Regions from separate parts of the Mus musculus genome. Here all the other regions are linked to region 1. A link is a loop called in an ENCODE intact Hi-C map of the cell type or tissue named here. Cell type or tissue: gastrocnemius. All regions are shown on one strand. Region 1 overlaps Rsph1 (radial spoke head 1 homolog (Chlamydomonas)). Region 2 overlaps Slc37a1 (solute carrier family 37 (glycerol-3-phosphate transporter), member 1). Region 3 overlaps Slc37a1 (solute carrier family 37 (glycerol-3-phosphate transporter), member 1).

Evidence for each region. Hi-C counts contacts between places; a loop is a spot of excess contacts. Peaks named below come from ENCODE experiments on the same cell type or tissue, not always from the same donor. Only the 100,000 strongest peaks of a DNase experiment are listed, where the experiment ranks them.
Region 2: a loop joins it to region 1, with 8 times the contacts of the local background. A loop is called at or near these places in 26 of 42 quality-filtered maps.
Region 3: a loop joins it to region 1, with 5 times the contacts of the local background. A loop is called at or near these places in 8 of 42 quality-filtered maps.

The regions. Positions count from the first base shown.
Region 1 is chr17:31,253,355-31,255,854 of GRCm38, forward strand. Rsph1 (radial spoke head 1 homolog (Chlamydomonas)) reads right to left here. Exons shown (of 9, transcript NM_025290.4): 9 at 1,665-1,865. The coding sequence ends at 1,822. It also overlaps a transcript of Ubash3a not described here. Among named protein-coding and RNA genes, the nearest start is that of Rsph1, 23 kb to the right of the region's middle. In gastrocnemius, no CTCF peak of the experiment used is centred here; a DNase peak (open chromatin) is centred at 1,451; H3K27ac peaks cover 405 bases.
Region 2 is chr17:31,306,155-31,308,654 of GRCm38, forward strand. Slc37a1 (solute carrier family 37 (glycerol-3-phosphate transporter), member 1) reads left to right here. Exons shown (of 20, transcript NM_001242427.1): 3 at 1,126-1,207. Among named protein-coding and RNA genes, the nearest start is that of Slc37a1, 11 kb to the left of the region's middle. In gastrocnemius, a CTCF peak has its summit at 984 (motif pointing left); a DNase peak (open chromatin) is centred at 1,993; H3K27ac peaks cover 619 bases.
Region 3 is chr17:31,343,028-31,345,527 of GRCm38, forward strand. All of the region lies in intron 17 of Slc37a1 (solute carrier family 37 (glycerol-3-phosphate transporter), member 1), which reads left to right. Among named protein-coding and RNA genes, the nearest start is that of Pde9a, 42 kb to the right of the region's middle. In gastrocnemius, a CTCF peak has its summit at 1,334 (motif pointing left); a DNase peak (open chromatin) is centred at 1,336.

The DNA of each region.
Region 1 (2,500 bases):
TCCAAACACAGAGCCCTGATGACAGCCCCTTTCATAACTGCGCTCATATAATAAACAAATAAGAAAACCTCTGAGTATTATTGCAAGTCCTATAGTCTTGGCTGCTGTTTATAATGTAGTGGTGAAGTTACTGTAACCCAATTACAACAGGCTTTATGATAGTGAGCACAGCCTGCAATTTGTAAGGTCCAGAACTTTCTTGTATTTATGAAAAACATTTGTCTTGCATTTTTCAAAGGGTCATAAAATCCAGCAACGTGTGTACTCTGTTTTTATATACTCTTAAAAACCTAGATTGCAGAAAATCCCTCGCCAATGAATCTGATTCCACAGAGTCGCACAATACCAAGAAATGGCCACACCTCCCTGCGTGTGCTGTTTCACCTGCATCGCCTCACATGGCCCTCACGGCAACCTCTGAGGGTCATAAGGAAGAAATTAGAAAAAAAAAAAAAAACACAGAGATCCCCCCAGCTGACTTCCCACACAGTGGGGACCTGAATCTGCAGTCTGGACCCTCTCAGCTTTTAGACTAGACCAGGGCATACTATGGAAAGTGGCCTTCCACCCCATGTGGCTTATGACCCAGCAGCCCCTGGGAACCTGAACCAATGCACACTTGGGCCTCCTCAGACTTGCTGAAACTCAGAGGTACCTGTCCATCTGTGTTTCCTCTGAAGGTGACTTTCCCAGGGTGCAGAGAACCTCCACAAGAGCCAGGTGTCACATAGGCTTTCTAAAACGTCACCACCCCTCATGCTGTTCTTGGTGAGTGTCAATGCGGAAGAGGAGTGTGGGGGAAGGTGAAAGCACTGGCCATTATAGCTGCTGCATTTGGACGAGAGATTGTGCAGAGTAAGAAGGCTGGGTGATTCTAAGGGCCAAGCACAGAGGAGCTAGGGGTAGGCCTATTCTATCGGGGTGTTCTCACCTGGGACTCAAATGCTAAGACGTGCACAATCATTCCCTTTGCTAACACTGCTAACAATGGGCTGAGCAAGGACAAGTCAGTCCTAAGAAAAACGAGAATGCTTGAAATTTCTGCTGCAACTTCTCCAGGAAAGCAGAGAAATGAATGGATCGTTTGCATCGGACTCAGCCACTCCCTAGCACCCTGTCCCGGGGAGTCTAGGGGACAATGGGAAGAATGCTCTGAGCAGTACGGGAGCTGTGCTGCTGGAGTTAGGTGGCATCAGGGCTCGGCCCTTCCCTTCTGAGCAGCTCGAGGGAAGAGGAGGCGGAGCTGTGTGGGATGCGATTTAAGAGCTTCTGCTTTAGCCTCCAGGAACAAGGCTGAGTGAGGCAGGGAACAGACACAGGGGAGGGAAAGGAGACAGCAGGTGTGAGTTCACTGGACGCTTGACCTGAGTTAGGCAGGAAACTGCAGTTAACCAAAGAACCTGAAGGTGGAGCCCACTACCTCCTCAGCAACGCCTATGACTGGCCTTGCACAGCCTGTGGCTGGAACCTTGTTGGAGCCTGCCAGAGAGTGGAGAAAGCTGGCAGATGGCTTCTTACAGAGCCTGGGGCACACACACTCCAGTCGCAGTGTTTTATGAGAAGTGCACCCCACAGGTCCATACCCCTTCCCTGAACCTCTCCATGGAACGAGGCCGATGAGGAGAAGCTGGAGAACAGTTCCCAGAAGCGACATCAGAGGCTCATTTGTCAACACTGAACACCTGGAGATTTATTTTGTTAACCGAAAAAACAACTTAACAGCTAAGAGAGAGAGATTGACAGGTGGTGGATACCAGCCCTAGCTGACTGGTGTTAACTAAGGCACGCCTGGTGTGTCTGTGGTCTTCTGCCTCCACTATCTTAATCCTGGAGGTCTGACGGTTCTTCATCAAAGTTCAAGTTTCCTGGAAAGAAAAGAAAACACCAGAAAAAATAACATAAAAATGATGGAAACAAGCAAAAAAAACCACACACACACTAAAAAAATAAAAATAAAAAAAATGCTGAAGACTCTTTTTAAAAGAATTAAGAGCCAGGCTCACTATCAATAAAAGTATACTAGCGCCGGGCAGTGGTGGCACACGCCTTTAATTCTAGCATTTGGGAGGCAGAGGCAGGCGGATTTCTGAGTTCGAGGCCAGCCTGGTCTACGAAGTGAGTTCCAGAACAGCCAGGGCTATACAGAGAAACCCTGTCTCGAAAACAAACAAACAAACAAACAAACAAAAAAGAATTATTTATTTGGGAGCTGGTGAGATGGCTCAGCAGTTAAGAGCACTGACTGCTCTCTGAAGATTCTGAGTTCAAATCCCGGCAACCACATGGTGGCTCACAACCATCTGTATAGCTACAGTGTACTCATATACATAAAATAAATAAATATTTTTTAAAAAGATTTATTTGACAGATGTGGTGGTGCACGCCTTTAATCCCAACACTTGGGAGGCAGAGGCAGGTGAATTTCTGAGTTCGAGGCCAGCCTGGTCTACAGAGTGAGTTCCAGGACAGCCAGGACTATACAAAGAAACCTTGTCTTGAA
Region 2 (2,500 bases), 53 kb after region 1:
TTCGTTTTGTTTATGTGTGTATGGGTGTGAATGCGCACCTGCACTGGTGAGTTGCAAAGGTCGAGTGTGACTCTCAGGGATGGAGTCCCACCTTTGACTCTGTGGGTTCTGGGGCTCAAGCTGAGGCTGTCAGGTACTTTCCCTCACAGAGCCAACTCTCCTCGCAGATCTCCCCACACTGGCTGGCCCAGGCTTTAGACAACTCTTCTCAAGCCCTGAGCATCCTGCAGAGATGGTCACTTCTTACAGTTTATGGTTTCAGAAGTCTCCTAGTCAGGGGAGACAACTCTTGCCTACCTGGCTGGGCTCTGAGGGCTTTACAGCAAATGCAAAAGAGGGTTTCTCCAGGTGTGGAGAGCCACTCACACAAATGAACTGAACAAGCATCGGGGCCTGAAGGAACCCCAATTTATTAGATGTCAGTGTATTAGTGGGGACTGTGTGGGAGGATGGGTTCTTCAATCCTGGAGTCTGACACTATTGCCATGTAGATGGGTGTCAAACCTGGCTTGAATTGTAGACTTCCCAGGCAGAGTCCACTAGAGAGCTGTTTGTTGTGGGGGTTGGGGAGCAAACGATGTTCTGTTCGCTTTTCCCAGATCCTGCAGGGCTTCTGAGAGAAAGAACAAAAAACAAAAACAAAAACAAAAAACAAAAACAAAACAAAAAACATAACCATGAATGTCTGATTAAAGCAAGCTGTATTTAGAAGTACGCAAGGGACTGGCCAGACGACTGCTCTCCCCTAAGTCCGGGTTTCAGAGAACAGAGCCTCACTGGCTTTTGAGGTCCCTTCTACAGGGAAGAGTTAGAGTTGAGATAAGCAGCTGTTAAGATAATTGGCTGTGGGCTGGAGAGATGGCTCAGTGGTTAAGAGCACTTACTGCTCTTCCAGAGGTCCTGAGTTCAATTCCCAGGTGGCTCATGGTGGCTCACAACCATCTGTAATGGGATCTGATGCCCTCTTCTGGTATGTCTGAAGACAGCAACAATGTTGGCTGTTAGCACCTGGACTGGAGCTGGGGGCTCAGGGCTCAAGGCTGCCTTTCCTTGTGAGATTGAAAACGGGGCCGGTGTGTGACTAACTGGAAGGTGGCACAGTATGACACTTCTCCTGTGTTCCAGGTACCGGGCTTTCATTTTTATGCTGACCTTTCTGCTCTATGCAAGCTTCCACTTATCCCGAAAGCCTATCAGCATAGTGAAGGTAAGAGATCTTCCAACACAGGGCTTTGTGGGAGGTGGGGGAGCAGAAGGAAGTGGGTGGGGTTGCTAGAGACAAGCTAGCATCTTGGTTGTGGGGCCTTTTTGCTACATTTTTTTTTTTTTTTTTTTTTTTAAAGATTTATTTATTATTATATGTAAGTACACTGTAGCTGTCTTCAGACAGACCAGAAGAGGGCATCAGATCTCGTTACAGATGGTTGTGAGCCACCATGTGGTTGCTGGGATTTGAACTCTGGACCTTCGGAAGAGCAGTCGGGTGCTCTTACCCACTGAGCCATCTCACCAGCCCTTTTTGCTACATTTTGTTCTTGCTACCCTTCTGAAGGAACTCAAATCTTTACAATGTTCCATGCTTTATTCCCTCAGAGGCAGGACTCCATCAGACTACAGTTCCAGAATTCCCAAACTTAATTAAATACTTATGTTGTCTGGGTTTCCTTTCCTGGTGGATCCAGTCTTAAATGCTTCTCCAAGTGGCTCCTACTCTAGATGCGGTTTGACCTCTCTCCCTGCTCTGGAGCAGCCTCTGTAGTGCAGACACTGGGTGTACCCTTGAGAGCAGGTGACAGTTAGGGAACAGGTGTCCCAATAGCCATCAAGTCTTTGTATTTACATCAGAACAGGGACGGAAGTGGGTGTGATTTGTGGGTTGACTACAGGAGTGAATGGCTTCTGACTATTGTAGAAGAACCAAGGATGCTGTCTGGTGCCAAGATCAACCTCTTTACAGCTCTGTCCCCTGCTTGCCTTCCAACAGTCGGCAGGGACCTGGCCCAGGACTCTGGAGTTATGACCTTACCAGTTGAGCTGGGCTAGCTGCCCCCGAAAGGCTTCTGGCACTGGAGACAGTATAAAGGATGACTGCCTCTGGGGTTCTGGGTGCCTTCTCCAGAGTTTTTCATTGTCTAGGGCGGTGCTAGTAAGGGGTAGCCAGTACTTTCCAGGGAAGCACTTGGAGACCTTCAAGTAAGAAGGCCTTTCAGAGGACAGTAGTGGGTGGCATTAAAAGCCCCCGTGTATGACATGTGACAAGGGCTCTGACATCAGCACCAGTGACCAGCCCTGGAAATTGGAATGTTGTCTCTGTGATTCCTTCCTGCTTAGAGAATTCACACTTAGCTCCTGGCAGAGGCATATCACAGAAAGCAAACATCAGGCCACACCTACAAGGGGCCTCTGGGATCACTGAAGGCATGGGATCAAGCATAGTCAGGGAGCCTTGCCGGGGCTTCCGGGATTGATGCTAGGCCTACATGGGTGGGCGAGGGACCAC
Region 3 (2,500 bases), 90 kb after region 1:
TCCCAGTCACACTGAACCTGCTGACGCTGCCTCCTTCCAGCCAGGAAGTCAGCCTTGCAGGTCCTCAGATATGTCATCCCTCCTCCTTTTGCTTTTTGTTTGCTTCTGTCCTGGTTGTCCCTACCCTGATACCACCACCCTCTGGCAGCCTGGTTACAGGCCACACAGCTGCCCACTAGCTACATAAGCCTTGCTTCCTCCCCATCCCTCACACCGGCTTCTCCTCCCTCTGACATCAGAGCCCTGTTTGCCAGATTCCTACTTACTGCTCGTCTGTGGTAGGACTGTCACTTAGTAGCCTCCTAAGATCCCTGGGGCTTACACGGCTGTAGAACTGGGGTTTCATCTCCACCTAACATCAGCACCTCTTCCAGAGCTCTATCGTCTCTCAGTTTCCATTGCTGGCAGTCGGCATCAGTTGTCAGTCTCAGCTGCTCTTCACACAGACCTGACTCTTCTCCTCTGGGGCTTTGGGGTCTCCCCTTTACCACCCACCCAGGCTCTTCTCCACCCACCTGGAAGCAGGGCCTGCATTTGGGAGGTTGGGCACTGTAGTTTTCTTTGACATGTTTGCCTTTCTCATTTTTTGGAAAACGTTAGTCAGATGTCAGGTTTCCAGATTGCTTGTCCTTCCTGCCTCACTTGTTCTATCAATGGCATCCTTGACTTTATCTTTCAGCCTCTCTGTTCTTATTTTAGCTGTCCTTTTAGTGCCTCAAACACCGTGTTAGGTGAAAATTAATTGCTGGGGGTTTTTATCTGCCTTGTTAACTGCCCCTGAGTTTCCCTCCTCCTGGTTCCTGTTCTCAGCCATGGGTCCTCTAAGCAGCCACTTTTTTGTTGTTGTTGTTTTTTTGGGTTTTTTTTTTTTTTTTTTTTTTTTTTTTTTTTGGTTCTTCGAGACAGGGTTTCTCTGTATAGCCCTGGTTGTTCTGGAACTCACTCAGAAATCCGCCTGCCAGCCGGGCGTGGTGGTGCACGCCTTTAATCCCAGCACTTGGGAGGCAGAGGCAGGCGGATTTCTGAGTTCGAGGCCAGCCTGGGCTACAGAATGAGTTCCAGGACAGCCAGGACTACACAGAGAAACCCTGTCTCGAAAAACCAAAAAAGAAAAGAAGAAAAGAAAAGAAAAGAAAAGAAAAGAAAAGAAAGGAAAAGAAATCCGCCTGCCTCTACCTCCCAAGTGCTGGGATTAAAGGCTTGCACCACCACCACCCGGCCTAAGCAGCCATGTTATGTTGTATTTTTGTACTGCCACATTGAATCTTTGTATTTAAGAGTAAGCCACTAAATGAGTGTGAGCAGTCCTTTTGCTTGGAGAGCGCCCCCTGGTGGTCTTTACAGCTGTGCCTGGAATCAGCCTGCCCACAGGGAGCTCATTGTTCTTGCCTTGGCTGGGGCATGGATGTCTGCTTTGGGGCTTGGATATCTGCTTTGGGGCGTGGATGTCTGCTTTGGGGCTGGTGTTGTCCCCTGGATCCCTGTCCTCTCTTGGGTGCCTTCCTCATACCCCTCATAAGGTCTGCTATCCCCAGAGGTTTAGCAATTGCTCTTCTGTGGGGTGTCACTGAGTCACTGATGAGGAAGTACCCAGACTCTGAGGTGGTGGAGGGAACAACCGATGGCCTTTTGCTGCTGCTGCCCCTTCCACTGTGCCACATGCTCAGCCAGCATAGCTATGGGGAGATGTCCCCAGGTTCTGCCCTATGGGTGTCAAAAAAAAAAAAAAAAAAACCAAACCAAAAAATCATGTTTTTTCTCTCCTCTGCTCTCTACTTTGTGGATTTACAGTTTTAAAACTTGGGCATGGTCCACACTGTGGTCTCCAGGATGTGCAGAGTAAACTCACATGAGTAGTGCCATTTGCCTGCAACTGTGCTGAGACATGGAGAAAGTTTATTAAGTAGCTTCCCAGGTCACAGGTTAATGTGTACACTGTATACACACTTGGAGCAGTCAGTGTGGGTAAAGAGCAGAGAGCCCAGCTCTTGGGTACTGTAAGGCAATCAGTTACCTGCGGGCAGTTCTCCAAACACCTTAGCATGCTGGACAGGACGTCTTCTTGTCAGAATCACCCACCCGCTGTGAGGCAAGTGCTCAGGGTGCTGGAGCAAGCCACCCCCTACAGATGTCTCTTGATTGTGTAGCCTTCAAAGTTTATTTGACATAATTTAAGACTTGAAGACAAAAAACTCACAAACATAATGCAAAGAGTTCCCAGACATCTTGAGTTTGCTCCATTCACACATGCATGCACATACATACTTGTACACATGTGTACACGTGCACGCCTGTGCCCATGTACAGACGTGTATACTTATGTACACACGTACATGCTCATACACCCTTGTAGACACACCTGCATACACAGCACTTGTGCAGCTGCATACAGATGTATGCTTGTACATACACATGCATGCACGTGCACACACAGTGCCTACACATACACACCTGTGCCCATGTGCACACATACATGCACATGCACACTTGTGCACACTTG